Regions from separate parts of the Homo sapiens genome. Here region 1 is linked to region 2. The links are chromatin loops, found by intact Hi-C in ENCODE. Cell type or tissue: heart right ventricle. All regions are shown on one strand. Links, peaks and the distances in the headings refer to the core of each region. The heading gives the core; the rest is flanking DNA. Region 1 overlaps RABGAP1L (RAB GTPase activating protein 1 like). Region 2 overlaps PRDX6 (peroxiredoxin 6).

What was found. Peaks named below come from ENCODE experiments on the same cell type or tissue, not always from the same donor. Only the 100,000 strongest peaks of a DNase experiment are listed, where the experiment ranks them.
Region 1: it touches region 2 in a loop (17-fold over the local background); 2 of 110 quality-filtered maps call a loop at or near these places.

Annotation. Positions count from the first base shown.
Region 1 is chr1:174,978,857-174,988,125 of GRCh38, reverse strand. It overlaps RABGAP1L (RAB GTPase activating protein 1 like), which reads right to left. Exons shown (of 26, transcript NM_001366446.1): 23 at 9,236-9,269; 24 at 5,221-5,292. Among named protein-coding and RNA genes, the nearest start is that of CACYBP, 16 kb to the left of the region's middle. In heart right ventricle, for the core only: a CTCF peak has its summit at 4,714 (motif pointing right); no DNase peak of the experiment used is centred there.
Region 2 is chr1:173,478,602-173,487,870 of GRCh38, reverse strand. PRDX6 (peroxiredoxin 6) reads right to left here. Exons shown (of 5, transcript NM_004905.3): 2 at 6,389-6,545; 3 at 2,364-2,510; 4 at 1,470-1,616; 5 at 1-136. The coding sequence ends at 8. Among named protein-coding and RNA genes, the nearest start is that of PRDX6, 5.9 kb to the right of the region's middle. In heart right ventricle, for the core only: no CTCF peak of the experiment used is centred there; no DNase peak of the experiment used is centred there; H3K4me3 peaks cover 964 bases; H3K27ac peaks cover 174 bases.

The DNA.
Region 1 (9,269 bases), core at 701-8,700, 1.5 Mb before region 2:
TTAATAAAAGTAACTCCGGCCGGGCCTGGTGGCTCACGCCTGTAATCCCAGCACTTTGGGAGTCCAAGGCAGGCAGATCACAAGGTCAGGAGATTGAGACCAGCCTGGCTAACACGGTGAAACCTCGTCTCTACTAAAAATACAAAAAATTAGCCAGGCATGGTGGCACACGCCTATAGTCCCAGCTACTCGGGAGGCTGAGGCAGGAGAATCGCTTGAACCCGGGAGGCGGAGCTTGCAGTGAGCCGAGATCGCGCCACTGCACTCCAGCCTGGGCGAGAGAATGAGACTCCATCTCAAAAAATAAAAATAAAATAAAATAACTCTACCACATGCCCGCATTGCCAATCGGGCACACAGCACTAAACAACAGCAACTGTTTTCCAGACAATAGTACTGTTGTTTACTTATTTTCAAAAATAATTCAATAGAGATAAAAGATATTACATGCTATTTCTACTTTGATGCCCTACTGCTACAAGCTCAATGTGTCCATCACCGTGCCCATCCTCCTCTCTTCACACACACAAAAAGCAACTCTCCACCACACTTTTGTGCCACTGGGCATGTCTCCACCATTTGGGCCTGACGACTTTGGATCATCTTTTCATTAGCTCCTCTTTCATCCCATGTCCAGCTGACCATTAATTTCTTCCTCTTGGGCCAGGTGCAGTGGCTCATGCCTGTAATACCACAACTTTGGGAGGCTAAGGTGGGTGGATCACGAGGTCAAGAGAGCGAGACCATCCTGGCCAACATGGTGAAACCCCGTCTCTAGTAAAAATACAAAAATTAGCTGGGCATGGTGGCGGGCACCTATAGTCCCAGCTACTCAGGCGGCTGAGGCAGAAGAATGGCGTGAACCCGGGAGGCGGAGCTTGCAGTGTGCCGAGATCGCGCCACTGCACTCCAGCCTGGCGACAGAGCAAGACTCCGTCTCAAAAAAAAAAAAATTTCTTCCTCTGACATGTCTGAGCTCTTGCCATTCCAGGCCAAATCCCTAGGGGTCACCTTCTCAGTACTCACTGGCTTCCTTCTCATCCCATCCATAAACCACTCTTCGTATTCCTTTTCATTAATATTAATTAGACATGTAAAAACAAAACTTGTCACTCTCTTAAGAACCTCTGAGAATAATTAGCCCAGTATAGGCATATTGTAAATATTTGTTGTGTATTTACTGTTGACTAAAAATGTTAAAGAAATAGTTTTGATCTGAGTCTTAAATGATTAAAAGTTTACCAAGCTGGCTAAGTAATTTTATTAGGTTGAACCACCTGAAGAAATAGATTGATCACTTAAGAGGGAGGATGACATTTCAGCAAAGAGAACACCACCATGTGCAAAGACATAGCACCTTCAGATAACTTCAAAGAATTTAAAATGGCTTAAGCAGAAAGCGATTCAACAATGAGCGAGATGAGAGATCCCTGTGGCCAGGTCATAAAGGTCCTTAAATACCATGTTGCTGAATTCTGATTTTATCCTACAGAAAATGTATTCATTTACTCTACCGAGCCTCGTGCTACATGTCAAAGATAGAGCAATAAGTTTGACAGAGCTGCAGTCTGGCAGACCTGCTAAAATGTGGTGGATACTGCTGATTCTCACCCAATATCCATTTCTCCTTCTTCCTTACTAACAGACCCTGAGTTTATTTCAGCTGGCAGTGTGTCTAGATAAAAGGTGACACTCCCTAAATTCCCTCAAAGCTGCTATGTAAGCAGAAGTTTAGAGGGGAGCTTCTAAAAAGGCTGCTTAGAAAGAGCTCACCCAGGAGAATGAGGCCTTTATATCCTGCATCTCCTTTTGGACTAAAATTCTGCCATAGAGTATGGGTGTGATGGTGGGAGCTCTAGTTGAAAGGATTGGTTTTGTGCTGGGCACGGCGGCTCATGCCCGTTAATCCCAGCACTTTGGGAGGCCGAGGTGGGTAGAACATGAGGTCAGGAGTTCGAGACCAGCCTGGCCAACATGGTGAAACCATGTATTTTGTATTTTTCTACTAAAAATACAAAAATTAGCCGGGTGTGGAGGCGCGTGACTGTAATCCCATGTACTTGGGAGGCTGAGGCAGGAGAATAGCTTGAATTTGGGAGGCAGAAGTTGCAGTGAGCCAAGATTGTGCCATTGCACTCCAGCCTGGGCGACAGGGCGAGACCCCGTCTCAAAAAAAAAAGAAAAAAAGAAAGGAAGGATTGGTTTTTAGGTGACCTTGAGGATAGAAGTCCACATGACGATGTAGGTCACTAATGACTGATTAGCTTGGGTTACTAATGACACCAAAGATATACCTTTCTAGTCCTAGGCTGCTTTTATGTAAAATAATCAACACCTTTTATGTTTAAGCCAATGCTATTTTGGGTTCCCTATATGTGGCCAATCTAATTCTGCATTGATACACAGAGTGATAGTCAAATATCACTTTATATTTGGGAACACTCATTCTGATTATAGTGTAAAGGATGAACTGGGGGGTGATCATGACAAAAGAAGGTTATTACAGGAAACTGAAAAAACCAAAAGCTATTTATCATACCAAATGAGATAGGAGGAAGCACTAGAGAAAGGGGAGGTAGTATAGTCTAACAGCTAATGTTATTGACTTTAGAGTCTGACTTCCAGGCTTAAATCCTGGTTCTACTAGCTGTGTAACCTTGATCAAATGAATTACCTGTTTGCGACCTTATCATCAATAAAAAAGAAGCTTTACTGTCTTTTTCTTTTTTAATTTTGTACCAGGCTCTTACTGTCACCCAGGCTGGAGTGCCATGGCATGCTCACAGTTCACTGCAGCTTCAGCCTCCTGGGCTCAAGCGATCCTCCCACTTCAGCCTCCTGAGGAGCTGGGACTACAGGTGCATGCCACCACATCCGGCTAATTTTTGTATTTTTTGTAGAGACAGGGTTTCACCAAGTTTCCCAGTCCAGGAGTTTCACCAAGTTGAACTCCTGGACTCAAGTGATCCGCCCACCTCAGCCTCCCCAAAGTGTTGGAATGACAGGCGTGAGCCTAGTTGTTCTTCTTTATTCTGGCTAAGACAAGTTTACATTCCTCTTCCTGAATGTCATGGCCTTTCATTAGGTAGTCTCACCTACTTAGCCAATATTTTCCTCTGTTCCTTAATACATATTCTAATCACATCAGTCTCTGTAATGAGACACTGAAATACTCATTCCTGTGTTTGCGTCTTCACTCACATCATTTCTTCTATAATGTTCTGTTTAAACACTTCTCTCTAACTAATTTCTATCCACCCTGCTTTAGTCCAATCTCCATAAAGCCTTTTTTGGTCTATAGTTCTCATGATTTTGTTTTCTCTACAATGCTGATTGTCATTGTGATCCAACTTAGCACTTTTTTTGTTTGTTTTTTGTTTTTTTGAGATGGAATCTCACTCTGCTGCTCAGGCTGGAGTACAGTGGCACAATGTCGGCTCACTGCAACCTCTGCCTCCTGGGTTCAAGTGATTCTTGTGCCTCAGCCTCCAGAGTAGCTGAGATTACAGGTGTGAGCCACTATGCCTGGCTAATTTTTGTTATTTTTAGCAGAGACAGGGTTTCACCATGATGGCCAGGCTGGTCTTGAACGCCTGACCTCAGGTGATCTGCCCACCTCAGCCTCCCAAAGTGTTGGGATTACAGGCGTGAGCCACCACACCTGGCCCAACTTAGCTCCCTTGAACTGCTTCCGAAGTTCTTAATTTGCATGTATACATAACTTGTCCTACAGGAAAATTTTAAGCTCCTTTTCATGTGTAATTTCTATAACAAAATGGCAGTCTAATAGCTATGCACATAGTATATGCTCAATAAAACCTTTGCTGAATAATCAATATAAATTCTCATTTTGTTATTTCCATAAAGATTTCAGTTTAGCACTGAGAACACATGGACACAGAAGAGGGGAACAACACTCACCAGGGCCTGTTGTTGGGGGTGGGGACTGAGGGGAGGGAACTTAGAGGATGGGTTAACAGGCACAGCAAACCACCATGGCACACGTATACCTATGTAACAAACCTGCACCTTCTGCACATGTATCCCTTTTTTTTTTTTTTTTTTTTTGTTAGAAGAAATACAAAAAAAATTCACTTCAGGAGAGTTAACCCCTTTATGCCATTCAACTTCATCAACTGAATCTTGGTCAGTATGCCTATAATGTACAAAGAGTGGTAAGTGCTAACTAGAAAGAAGTGCAAAAGTAGACCAGAAAGGGAAGATACAAACATCAAATTTTAGCACATCAGAGAGGGAGAACACCAAACCTTATACTCACTAAATCTCTCATTGACATTTTGTAACATGAGTAAGAAGAAAATACTTTTGGAATACAAGGTCTTGTATGTCAGGTACTAATATAAGCACTTTATATACACTATGTACTTTATATTCATTATCTTATTTAACATTCAGAATGATTTTTTGAGGCAGGTAATGTTATCTCCATTTTATAGAACACAAAATGAAGCTTAAAAAGGTTAAATCACTTTTCAAGATTGCTAAATTACTTACTACACATTTATTTACTAGTATGAAACCTGAACATATTCAAATAAGATGATGTCAGGTTTCTGTAACACTGGTCCCAAAAGTTGACTATGACAATATTGCCTCTTAAGAATACCAATCCATTGGTTTACTGTTGTTTCTATGGAATAAGCAATCTGTTTTTTTCAAATAGAGCATCAACATAATGCATTTTACCACCAGGGGGCAGCAAGTAAACAAATGCCACAGGTTTTCTTTAAAAATAAACCTCTAAAAACTTAGTGCAAGAATCAGTTACCCAACACATGTTTTTCCAGCTAAGTTCTATATTGCCCATGGTGTTTACTTATAAAGAGAGTGATGGGATGATCCTACTGAGTCCCATACTGAAGCCACATCAATGCAGGCTCAGTCAGATGTGGGCTGCTGAGGGTTCTCAGGTTCATACCACTCTCATCTCAAGCTCTGGGGCTTCTTGTGACAATGTCAAATCCTACTTCCTTTCATGTTAGCTGCCTCTGACAGTCCATATGATTTATGGGAGCATCATAACCTTTCACCTGGTAGGGAAGACAATCACACCTGGTCAGAAGAGAGGTATCCTAGTCTCCATAATTCCTATTAATAAATCCTTTAATACAAAATGGTGGTGTTTGGGGTTCTTTCAGGTACTTACAAGCCTGTGTGACTTTGAAATAAATTTTATCACAGCACGATTTCACTCCTTACCTTTACCACTTCCAGCTCCTCCTTGCTGGCTGCTTGCTGTTTCTCCAGCCTGGTACTCAACTGCGAACAGATCTAAGGATGAGAAAAGAGTCTTTTACTAGAAAACAGAACAACTCTTGCAGCATGTACACATAACTACTTATCAATTCATGTGTTATGCTAGCACATCTGATCCTAGAAGGAATTTTACAAATGAATAGCACTGCAAATGCCAGTCATTTCGGAAATGAGCAGCAGAAAGCTGGAGCGTTCCATATGTAAAGCACACTCTACCTTAATTAGTAGAAACATACGGAGAGTAGATTTGGTTTCTTTCTGTCACTAGCCTTCTGTGACTGGTTCAAGTGAATTCCTGGCCTCACTTTTGGAATTAACCTATAGAATCTTTGCTGAGTATTCACTTTGTACAAGTTAGTATGCTGAGAAAATCTTGATGAAAAGAATTCTAGACAGAAATATCTCCTTTCTACTGTCACAGAAAGAACCTGTTTTCAATCACAAAAGTTTCCTTAAGAAGTGGCAGAGTGATGTTCTCACTCATAAGTGGGAATTGAACAATGAGAACACATGGTCATAGGGAGGGGAACATCACACACCGCGGCCTGGTGGAGGGGTAGGGGACTAGGGGAGGCATAACATTAGGAGAAATACCTAATGTAGGTGACGGGTTGATGGGTTCAGCAAACCACCACGGCACGTGTATACCTATGTAACAAAACTGCATGTTCTGCATGTGTACCCCAGAATTTAAGGTATTAAAAAAAGGTGGCAGAGTGGATAAAACAAAGTTAAAATGACCAGAAAATAATACAGACTAAAACTCTTATTAAGTAGGTTTGGCAACATAGCATAGAAATTAAAAACTTAGCTGCTGGAGTTAAATGTGAGTTTAAGGCAGGCCAGCTCCATTTCTTTATAGCTTTGTGAGCTTGGGCAAAGTCATTAATCTTTCTAAGACTCAGTTTCCTCATGATTGAAAAGTGCTGTGCTATAGCAATCAAGTGGAAAAAAAAGTATGCAAAGGGGTTAGCATAGCACTTGGCCAATAGTAAGTGTACATTAAATAAAATATATTCTTCTTATTGATTCTGAAATAAGGTGCTAACAAGTATTAGAAATGGTAGAAATAGGTGCTTTCAAAGGAAAAAATCTAGATAAATAAGTATTGGATGTTCAAATCCATTGTCTGAAATAAGAATCTTTTATTTTAGAAAAGTGGATGAAAGGTGGGAGGATCGCTTGAGCCCAGGAGGTCAAGGCTGCAGTGAGCTGTGTTCAGACCACTGCATTCCAGCCTGGGTGACAGAGCAAGACCTTGCCTCACAAAAAAAAAAAAAAAAAAAAAAAAAAAAAAAGATGGAAAAACAGGGGATGTGAAATTTTAAAGTATAATTTTGGATAAAAACATATATGGTCTACCTCTATTATCAAAACAGACATTTAAAAAATCCCACCCAGTCTACTCAAAAATAGCTCTGGTGATGAGGGCTTGCTTGCTGAGTTTAGTTTGTTGAGTTTCATTCCAATTTCTCCAGATCCAAGCCTGAGGAACCATTAGTAGGACGGTATTGACTGATGTTAAAAAGAAGAGATCACCATGGTAGATTCTGCAAACCTTAAACCCTTTTAAATAAGCCAAAACATTATGCATAGAGCCAGTAATAGCCAATTCCAACTATAGAATGCATTTAGATTGTGTCTTATATCCTTATCTTCAAACAGATGGGTCTGTTGCCTTTTGCATTATTTCAAGGGCTTGCCAGATAATATTCAAGAATAGTCCCCAGGATTACTATTTGAAGAGTGCTGCATTTGGTGGCCACCCATGGCATAATCTGGCAATGAAAAACATGCATTTGTAGCAATGGGAAATTCCACAGCACATAGTCTTTAATGTTCCTTGTATTGGTTAATGTCTACCACCTCTTCTCCTAGATGCCCACATTCGGCATCTCAGATCACCTTCAAGGTTTTCTCGTCTAGCAAAAAAAAAAAACAAAAAAAACTGTCTTTTGTGTCTCCCTTTTCTCTATTTTCGTTAGTTATTTAGTTCAGGGACCTGGTTCTTCTTACAGTTGGACTCTGGTATTCGCGGTCTGTCTCCTTGGTTCCACATTTCTTACTGGGACAGATTAGTGCCAATAATATGTCTTTGATTATGCCACTTTCCTGCTCAAAAAGATCCTACCACAAACAAAATAAAATCCAAGGTCCCAAGCCTAGCCCTGAAGACTTTCCTTGATCTGGACCCTAACGTCCCTTTGCTTCTCTTTTGTACCGGAATCTCTTACCAAATGAATTATTTTTCTCTTCACTAATCTACTTCCATGCCTTTGCACATCCTGTTCTCTCTTTTCTACCATTTCCATCCTCTTCTTTATCTTCTTTATCTCTACAGATCCAAGTCTTACATCGCCTTTGAAGCACAGCTCAAAAGGTTTCATTTCCCACATGTAATAAGTTTCCTTTCCTCTTATTTCTACGTAGGTATTACCTCCACATTATATGATAAGCTTCTAGAGAAGAAAACTTGAATTCATTCATCTTTTTGTCTGTCAAAGTATTAAGCCTCACAGAGAGCAGGCATTAAATAAACATATGTTGATTATCATAGAAGAGTAAAATAGCTCTAAAGTTTTATTTATCAATCGTCCGTGAATATGCGGATTCCTTATGGAAAGATGTTCATAATGTATTAGTGAACTAAAGCTAGTTACAAAAAAAAAGGATAAACAATACAATTCATCCTGTTTATATATATTTTAAATTTATTTATAAAGCATTTGTATAGCAACAATGCATATTCAATATATTACAATGATTAGCTAGAAAGACTGAGGGAGATTTGTTTTCTTTGTGCTTCTCTGCACTATTCTAATTTTCCACAAGAACACAAATTTAATTTATAAGCAAAAAAACACATTTTTTTAAAAAGTAAGTATCAGACTTCAGAGTCCTATGTGAAGTAGAAGACCCCAGGGAAATCTTTAGATCAAAAGATGGCATATGGTACTTTAATTAATTCTAGAAACCTGGAATTTGAACAGATAACTCAGGGTCTCAGCAATGAGAGGAGTCCTTGCCATGTCCAGCCAACAGGAAGGACAGGAAGATACCAGTAGATACCAGGAAAGAGGGCTTTCTGAGACCACTATGGTGATGGGGCCAGAAACATCCTCAAGAAGATGAGCCCTTTGTTAAAAGCATTTTAAGGTTCACAATAGAAAGCTTCCTGCTAGCATTGGCCTGCAGAGGGGAAGGCCACATAGCCATGTAGGAAAAAGAGTGCCTACCACATTCTGTACCATGGTAGCAAAGGGCACACTGATCCCCTAGCTACTGCCATTTAATACAATAACTAAACTTCACAAAGAGGCAAATGTTCCAAGTGTGATCTACTGGAAATTAGCTTCTGACTAAGGCAGAAACAGGATCTCAGTAGTCATCAAAAGGTTTTTCTATTCCTCTAAATCTACCCAACACTGTAAACAACCAATAGATTGTTTTGGTCAGTTAGACCTCCCAAGTTATCAGTTATAAGTAATAAGCTATAAGTAATAAGTTATAAGTATGTCCAACCAGTGTCTGCTTCAAAGGAGACAGTGAGTCACCAAATTTAATAAATCTGGAAAACTATTCTGGAAACTTTAAAAACAAAAATATTTCTTCCCCCAAAGAAAAACAACAACAAAATAATTACTTTTTTATTTTTATTTTTTTAGAGACAGGGTCTTGCTCTGTTGCCCAGGCTGGAGTACAGTGGTGCAATCATAGTTCACTGCAGCCTCAAACTCCTGGGTACAACTGATCCTCCTGCCTCAGCCTCCCGGGTAGCTGGGACTACCGGCACATGCCACTGTGCCTGGCTAACTAAAAAATTTTTTTTCCTTGTAGATATGGGGTCCTGCTATGTTGCTCAGGCTAGTCTCAAACTCCTGGCCTCAAGCAAAAAAAAAAAAATTACTTTTATAGCAGCAAACTATAACTAGCTCTATGTGCCACAGAAGTACATTACCTGTTTATACTCAGCAATGATAGCTGTAGTCTTC
Region 2 (9,269 bases), core at 785-8,784:
AAGAGACTTAAGGCTGGGGTGTGTAGCGGAGGTATTTCTTGCCAGATGGGAGCTCTTTGGTGAAGACTCCTTTCGGGAAAAGTTTTTTGGCTTCTTCTTCAGGGATGGTTGGAAGGACCATCACACTATCCCCATCCTATTGAAAGACATTGAGAATGGTGAAATTCAATCTCATAGTGAAGCTTCAAGGCCTTCAGGAATTAACTTTAGAAAAGTAGCTACAGGTGCTAATGAGACTAATCAAGTGTTCTTTACTCTCCCCTCTGTGAGGATTTTGTTTTCCAAGTTGATCTTTGGCACTTTTGGCAGGAAAGCAGTTCCCCCATCTTAACAAGAAACAGTCCTGTTTTAAACCCAGTAACAGCTGGCCACCACACTTTACATTTAATTCTGAGTATCATGGCCTGCAAGCCCTGTGTGATGGAATCCTGCCTCCTCTCATCTCTTGTCCCTCACCCCACCTTCTGCAGCTTCTTCTCCAAGCATGCTAGCTTTCCTTGTATTCCTCCAACATGCCAAGCTCACTTGTAGGCCCAGTTTCTTGCACTAACTGCTCCTTCTGCCTATAGTGCTCGTCCCTCACAAGTATACATGCCTTGGTCACATCTTCTCTGTGTTTTTCTCCAAAGGTCCCTTCATAGACAGGCATTCCTTGACAGTCACTCTCCCACCCCTGTGCTGTTATTCTCCCCATCTGTGCTTGATTCTTCCCTGTAGCACCTGTTATCACCACTTAATAAACTTGTTTACTGTTTGTCTCCACTCACTGGAATGGAAGTTCTATGAGGGCAAGGACTTTCTATTATTCACTGCTATCTCCCCAGTTCACTACTATCTGGGCTCAATAAGTACATAAATAAGTAATAATAAGTTAACTAGTGGATACAGAATTTAAGTGATTTGTCTGTCAGAAAAAAACAAAACAAAACCTGCTATTCAGGTTAGCATTATTTTAAAAATGTAGCAATGTTAAGATACTCTTGTGATGTTATCCATGTCCTAAAGATGAAAAGTTTATGAACAAATTTTGGAGAATTCTAGCACAGGTTTAAAAGAATGAAGCTTAAGAGAAATTAAATACTTAATGACATTAATACACCAGTACTTTTACAGCCATGACTTAACGGAAATGGCCAATTAAGATTGTGCGATAAATATTTTGCCATCAGGGAAGGGTTAGATAAAATTTTTTTTTTTAAACCTTCTATTAGGAAAAGGAATCATTCTGACCAATAATTTTTCCAAATTATCTAAAAGTTGGAAAGCCATATAGGGAGTTTGTGTTGTGTATAAAAGGTGTTATAAAGACCTTGAAAAGGGCCTTTCAGCAAATCTTGAACTCAGCCATGAGGAAAAATCCTCCCAGTGTACTTGCGTGCTAGAAACAGGTAACACAGACCTTGAAGTTGGCCATTTAGAGACTGGCCCTTCAGGCAAGTAGAGAAACTGCTTTTTAAAAACATCTTTACCTTCCAATCAACTGGGGTGGCAACCCTTTTTTCTGCTGTCAGCTGGAGAGAGATGACTACCCTGAGAATCTCATCAAAGTTCCTGCCAGTGGTAGCTGGGTAGAGGATAGACAGCTTCAGCTTCTTATCAGGACCAAAAACAAACACCTGTAAAGCACAGAGGGGCATAAATAGGAAGAGTTCTTTGAGTGTTATTAAAGCCACTTAGAAAGCTCTGCAGTCATTAATAATGTTCAAGGGTATAAAAACAAGACAAAAACAAAGCATCTAGAAGGATACACCAACTGCTAATGTGGATGGCTGGAATACAGATAATTTTCTTCTCCCTGTTATTTTCTAAACGTAGAAGGGAATTCTATTTGGTTCTGGCTTTCCCAGTAAGAAAAACTGATATGCAAATTTAATCGAGGGAAAGGCTGTGTCAATTGGGGATGACTATCATAAAAATAATACTAATGGGAGTTGATATTGTTCCTTGAATAGTTGTGCATTTATTCAGATGAGGGATTGGGTTTGTTTTCTAGTGGGCGGAGGACAGAACAAATAAAAATTTAAAACAGAGCTGCCTTATGAAGAAGGATATGGCCCATCACTTTAAAGACAGGGCGGTCAGGAGAGCAGTCAGGAGAGCTATGAAAAGGTTTCTCAATTCTGGAAGACATTTTAGGATAAACAACTTTTTTTTTGTAGATTTCCATGAACTATGAATAAAGCAGTTGGAAAATTTAGCTGAAAATTGCATCAGCATTACAGATAATCAGTGATATTGTCGCCAATACACAGTTATTTCATAATCGTAGATATTCCCCTATCTCCTCTAGCTGGTACCAGCATTTACACGGACATACAGCCTGATCAGTTAAGCTAACTACAAAATGAATTTGTATGACCTACCACACGAGCTGTCACAGGCATGCCCTTTTCATCCTTCTCTGCTGGATCCAGCATGCCCAACAGGATGGCAAGCTCCCGATTCCTATCATCGATGATGGGAAAAGGTAACTTTTCTGTGGGCTCTTCACAATTGTAAGCATTGATATCCTGAAACACAAGTAAAAGGGGAAAGAGGAATCTAAACCCAACACATGCTCTGAATTTCATCAGTTAACAGCCATCACCTTGCAAGACAGGAAAGAGGACCAAATCACAGTAATTTTCTTTAAGCAATTTTAATTTTAAAAAGTGAGTAGATGAACACTCTTCATTCCAATTATTGCCAGGAATAACAGCAGAGTACAGTACTTAGGTTGTAATCATGGACCAAAGCTGTTTTCATGCCCAGTTCTCTTAAATTCAGCATGCTTTTACTGCTATGAGAAAATAGCAGCAACCCCTTTAAAATTGCAATAATTTAGTTAGATCCAAATACAAGGTACCTCTGGGTACCCAAATACTGTAAAAATCATCAGATAACAATAGGTTTGTTAAATCCATCACATCTAGAAATAATGCCATATGTAAAGAAAATCTTATAGATCTGGTCCCTACCTCATAAAGCACCCTGACTCAGATGCTAAGTTACAAGACAAATAAGAAATGACCAAAAAAAAAAAAAACAAATCACAAAACAAAGCAAACACAAGAATGGAGAGTTGAATATATACTTGAAGGACAAGTCAAAAATAAATGGGTGAAGAGGCAGAAGTAAACCTAAACTAGGGTGAAATTCAAAGAGAAAACAAAGCATTTCAAGTCTGAACTAAAGAAAAATGATACACTTCCCTCCTTCCCTAGTAAAACTTTATTCATCCATTTATTTCTACTTTTCCTATCCCTGGAAGCTTTTGGAGAAAAAAAAAATCTAGTTTTGTTATTTGATTAAGCATTGATATAGCACTTAAGGTGGGCTAAGCATTATGGTAAATACATGTGGAATACAGATGAGTAAGACACGGCTCCTCCCTTCAAAGGAACTTCTCATTTGGTTAGAGATGATTCCAGTATGAAGCAGCAGCAAATGCAAGACTAATGTTAAATGGTGGATGGTAAATACTGAAGTATACGAACACTCCCATTTGTAGGACTCCAAAAGTTACAAAAGGCTTCAAGAAAAGAACAGGACTTCTATCTAGGCCCTTGAAGGATGGGTAAGATTTTTCACAGAGAAAAGAAAGGCATTCTAGGAATCAGGAACTATATATATATATGCACACACACATATATATATGTGTATATATATTATATACGTGTGCATATGTATATATATGTATGTGTGTGTGTGTGTATATATATAAATATATATATATATAAATATATATATCTAATTTTTTTTTTTTTTTTTTTTTGAGACAGAGTCTTGCTGTCGCCCAGGCTGGAGTGCACTGGTGCGAACTTGGCTCACCGCAACCTTGGCTCACTGCAACCTCCGCCTCCCAGGTTCAAGCAATTCTCTGCCTCAGCCTCCTGAATAGCTGGGATTACAGGCACCCGCCACCACACCGGCTAATTTTTTTTTGTATTTTTAGTAGAAACGGGGTTTCGCCATCTTGGCCAGGCTGGCCTTGAACTCCTAACCTTGTGATCCACCTGCCTCAGCCTCCCAGAGTGTTGGGATTACAGGCGAGAGCCACTGTGCCCGGCCAGGAACGATATTAATGAAACATGTGGGCAACTCTGTACATAAACTATTGATAGGAGAGTGAGGAACTTAGTTGGATAGAGTTTAGCAAGTAATGGAAAAGAGGATTTAAAATTGGAATAACGTCTATTGTGTGTAGGCTTGAAAGTAAAACAGGGGCTTGATGGCATAGCAGATACAAAACCATTGTGGATTTCTCAACGGAGATGTGACAAATGTGGCATTAATGAGCTCTGAAGTGGATAACAACAAATTCTTTTTATTTATTTATTTTTTTGAGGTGGAGTCTCTGTTGCCCAGGCTGGAGTGCAGTGGCGCGATCTCAGCTCACTGCAGCCTCCACCTCTCGGGTTCAAGCCATTCTCCTGCCTCAGGCTCCCGGATGATAACAAATTGTAACATTCCTTCATTTTATTATCTTAACTTTCTGTTGTCACTGGCTGCTTATGAAGTCACCAGAGCTAAATAATAATTAATATAGTCTCATGCTAGAGGCAGATTATTATATAATCAGTTGTTTGTCAAAGTTGCGGCACTGCTTCTGATAGTTCAGACTTTTTTCCTATTCAATGTAATCACAATTCTGAAAACTTCTAAGGCAGAAGCTCAGCAGGTAAAATAAACCTGAGTATGCGTCTGTCCTTTAAAAGGTATTATATAATGGGCTATAACCGCTTCCTTTGGCAATATGTCACTTTAATTATTGCTGTGCACTAATTCTCTACTCTGCCACTTGCATCATGGGCATTAGATTACACCCATGAACACCAAAGAACCTATCCTAAATTATTTGGCTTTATTCTATCCTAAATTAGGCTAAATCCTACTCTTTATCATCTTGCATTAAAAAGAACATTGATTTGAGGTTGAAATCTCATTGCCATTGGGCAGTCTTGGGCAAGTCCCTCCAACTCTCTGAGTGAAAAAAGTATGTTCAACTGCAAAAACGAAAATGAAAAATGATAGCAAAAACTACAGTTACCACTCACTGAGAAGTGTAAGGAATGAAAAAAAATTCTACTTCAAGACAGATAACTGCCCTTCTTTTTTCTCCTACACATGATTCTTCTAGTCTCAGATATTTAGGATTAACTGGCATTAACTGCTATAGGATGCAGCCACAGACCCCTAACTCACAAGTCAATACATCTTTTATTCAACTGCACGTTTGACATAGTTTCTAGTATACATCCCTCAAAAAGTAGTTATCATTATTACTTAACAGCACAGTGCAGTCAAGTTCTTAAAATGTTTTCAAGGTAAATTCAGACCACCAAATTTACTGTTCAAGTAAATTCTTTTGCTAGAAGTAGGTATTTCCTTCAGTTAATTCATTCAACAAATATTGACTGATCGCCTAGGATATACTGAGTAGTGAGCATTGTTCCAGCAGTGCACTAAACAGGAGTCTCTGTTCCTGCTGAGTTTATACTCTACTAGGAAGAAACAAACAAACTAAATAGGTAGTATGCAGAGTGCTGAGGAGAAGGGGATGGTGAACGTGAAAAGGAGTTATAATTTTAGATAATGAGGACAAGAAAGGCTTTGATGAAATGTCCTGTGAGTTGAGACCCAAAAGAGGTGAGGGTAAGTCACACAGATCCCTGGGAAGTGAGTCTTCTATCTATGATACAGGACATATTTTGAAGGTAGAGCTGACAAGTTTGAGGATAAATCAGATGTATGATGTGAAAAAACATGAAGAATTCAGAATGGCTCCTGGATTTGGGGTGTGAACAACTATAAAAATGTAGTTGCCATTAGCTTAGATGAGTAAAACTCTGGATCTAAGAATGAGGCCTAGTTAGACATGCTAGGTTTGAGATGACTGGACATCCCAGGAGAGATGCTAGGTAGGCAGTGGTTATATGAACCTGGAAGAGTCTGGCATAGAGATGAAAATTTGAGAATCACAGCACATAGATGGTATTTAAAGGTGAGTGGATGAGCTCACCAAGGGAAAGAGTGCAGACAGAAAAGAGATGAGGTCCAAGAAATAAGTTCAGGGTAACTTCAGCATAAATTAGGAGTTGGGAGATGAAGAATCAGTGAGCAGGAACAGCTAGAATGTGGTGTCCTGGAAGTCAAGAAAGGAAAAAGTTTCAGGAGGTACAGTGATCAGCTGGGTTGAATGCTGCTGGCAGGCCAAGAGGAGGGCTGAGAATTGACTGACCAATGGATTTAGCAATGTGATCACTGTGTGGTTCAACTGAAATTTTCAAATAATTAGTGAACTTTGAACCTAAGGCTTACTTGTACCTTAACCTCAAAACCAAGTACTCCATAATTTATAACTTGACCTATAATCTCAGGCTCAAAGCACATGCCAATTGATACTAACCTTGCTCCAGGCAAGATGGTCCTCAACACTGTCTATTGAAAGGGCAATCAACTTAACATTCCTCTTGGCAAATTCTGGTGCCAGCTTTGCAGCTCTGCCAAGCTCTGTGGTGCACACTGGGGTAAAGTCCCGAGGGTGGGAGAAGAGAATGCCCCATCTGAAAGGAAGAAAAACAAGGTCACAATTGAATTAAGAGTTATCACCAACATCACAGAGAATGAAAAGTCACAACTTCTGGATCAAAAACAGGCTTTCTTTTTTAAATGAATGCTTATGATGATATTTACTTTTAAGCTTTTCTGTTGAGGAGTGCTTTTCAATCTACTTACCTCCAGAGAAGCCTATGCTTATAGCCCAATTCAATCAAAGACATGAAATTCAAGATGACACATATTTAAAAAGACTAATGTTAAGGTGTTGCCTCCTTTAATAATTATGGTGCCACCCTGACTCCTTTTTGGCTAATACAATCTGTGCTATTCAAGCCAAGTAGTTCACTGAAAACACTTAATTATTTCTTCTTATCCTTTTCTACATTTTTTTCTAGCATAGACCCTGACATTCAGCTCCAATAATGGATGTCCCAGTATGCCCTGAATCCAAACAAATGCCTGACTGCAATAATAAACAAATTATGTAATCTGAAATAAATAGGTTTCTATCTTCTATTTATATGTAAAAATTAAAGTTGACACTTGGCTTCTCTGAAGCAAGTGGATATAAAATCTTTTGTAAAACCACTTTACTGATCTTACCTGCCAAACATGACACCCAATATTTATACTCTGACAAAACAATAGCACCTTCACAGTTTTACCTATCTCTTCATTTGCAGTTTCTTTTTCTTCTTTCTTCAGACCAAGCAGGTAGAATTTTGATAGCCTGCAATGTAGATTTCTACAACAGCAAATTCTTAGGTAAATACTAATATCTAAGTCATCATTGTCTAAGATTTTATAATTTTGAGCACATTTCAAGCTGTCACGAAGAAAGCTGAAGTACCATTTCCTTCTTCTTGGCAACAGAAACTACTCTTTCAACTGAAAAGGAAAATTTAACACTCAGTTCTCCACATCCCCATCAACTTAAACCATCCTAAACCAGATGATTTAGGCAGGATCCTAAACTAGTAGATAACTAAATCTAGCCTAGATGCCAAGTTGACCTTTCTGAAGTTTCCCTGAGCACAGAGAACAAGCAAAGACAAGGGCACCTCCTTCCTACTTACGGCTGCCACTCAACTCCCAAGGTTTCAAGAAGGAAAAAGATCTTCTTACAAAAAGGATGGAGGGCCCTATGGCAAGACTGGGAGGAAAGTTAGTATTTTTTTTTAAGATTGTGGAGGTGTGCACTATGTTCACTTTACTATGAAGGGCAAAAGGAAGAACATAGAGTATATCTTTTGAAGTAGATAATATCACTATGAGTAAAATCTAGGCCTTAGATTCTATGGAAAACGATCTATTTAATGGTTAGATGAGACTTAACAGAAGGTCTCCAGAAGTTGAGAAGAAATGGAACAGGGCGTTTCCTCCTCTATCGTTAAAAGGAGGATAAATTAGAAAAGTTAGGAGTTCTTTTTCCACTGTGAGTCCATAAAGACTGTTTTGCTGAATCATGCAAAAGGAACTGGTTTTAAGCCAGTTCACGTCCTTCCCTCCCTCAGAAGTGAAACTCCAGTTTACCTCATGGCTACAAATAGGATAAACTCCAAGAATGTCTTACCTTGGCCTTCCTTCCCCTCCAAGTCTTCCTACTGCTGCACTTAAGAGTAATTCAGTGACATGCTCCCATTTTCTTACCCATTTTCAAAAGACAAAAGGTTTCCTCCTTCAAGAGAATGGTTCCCACTTACTAAGCCCCAGAAGACCCCTGGAAAACACATATTTTGCTTAGTGAAGATGTACTATGAAGAAGCTGCTTCTACCACTTAAAGAAACAGCGATAAGGTAAACTCACCCAATGTAGCACCCAACCTCTTTAGTTGTTTACAATGATCAGGGGTAAGGTAGAGAAATACATTTTAATTTTTTCTTCTCAAAAATACCTGGATCAAAAATTGACAGTCTGATTTGGGATCATATACAGAATAGAAAATTGGAAAAATCAGGCAAAAATCCATGTGTTATAAACATATAAAAGGCTCAAACTTCTCTTCCCGGTAAGGTAGGGAATACTATACCTGATCCTAGGCAGACTTGTATATTAGTTAATAAATGCAGATATTTCTACCGTGTTCCTAACTATGGCTCCCTGATAAAGTACCACTTTTGATCAAATCTAGATGGATCTAGAGGCCAATAAACATTAACAAAACCCCAAAAAAGTATGGTTAGCTTAAAAAGTGACAGCATTTATAACTGTTGGCACAGTAAATACGTTTTATGCTAATATTTAATCTATACAAGCTAAGAGTTCTGGAAATAGTTTATGTTTCATGGGGATGGGGGATGAGGGCTGCAGGTAGAAATGGGAAGGAACACAACTCTAAAAATCCCAAGGATTGCTGGAGAAATATTACTACCTAGATCCTAAGTATAAGAATGGCCATAAGCTGTATTTCTAAAGTATTTTTCTGCATTCAAGGTTTGAATATTCCATTTCTCAACCTTTTTCTGGCCTAGTCCTATCTTTCACAAAGCTTAACTTTTCCCTATTCAGTGGCTGGAAAAGGGACTTAAGAGGTTATAAAGGGTTGGATAGGCATATGATGTGTAAGAATCTGTCCCTGGTTCTCTGCACAGCCCTGTCCAATCACTGATTAATTTCATAAGCCTGTCTCCCTGGATACTGTATATAAAAAGGATATAATCTGGGGAAGAACTGTTGTCAAGCCTTGGAGCCCCACAGTGTAGTGGGACCACTAGTACTCCAGAACCAT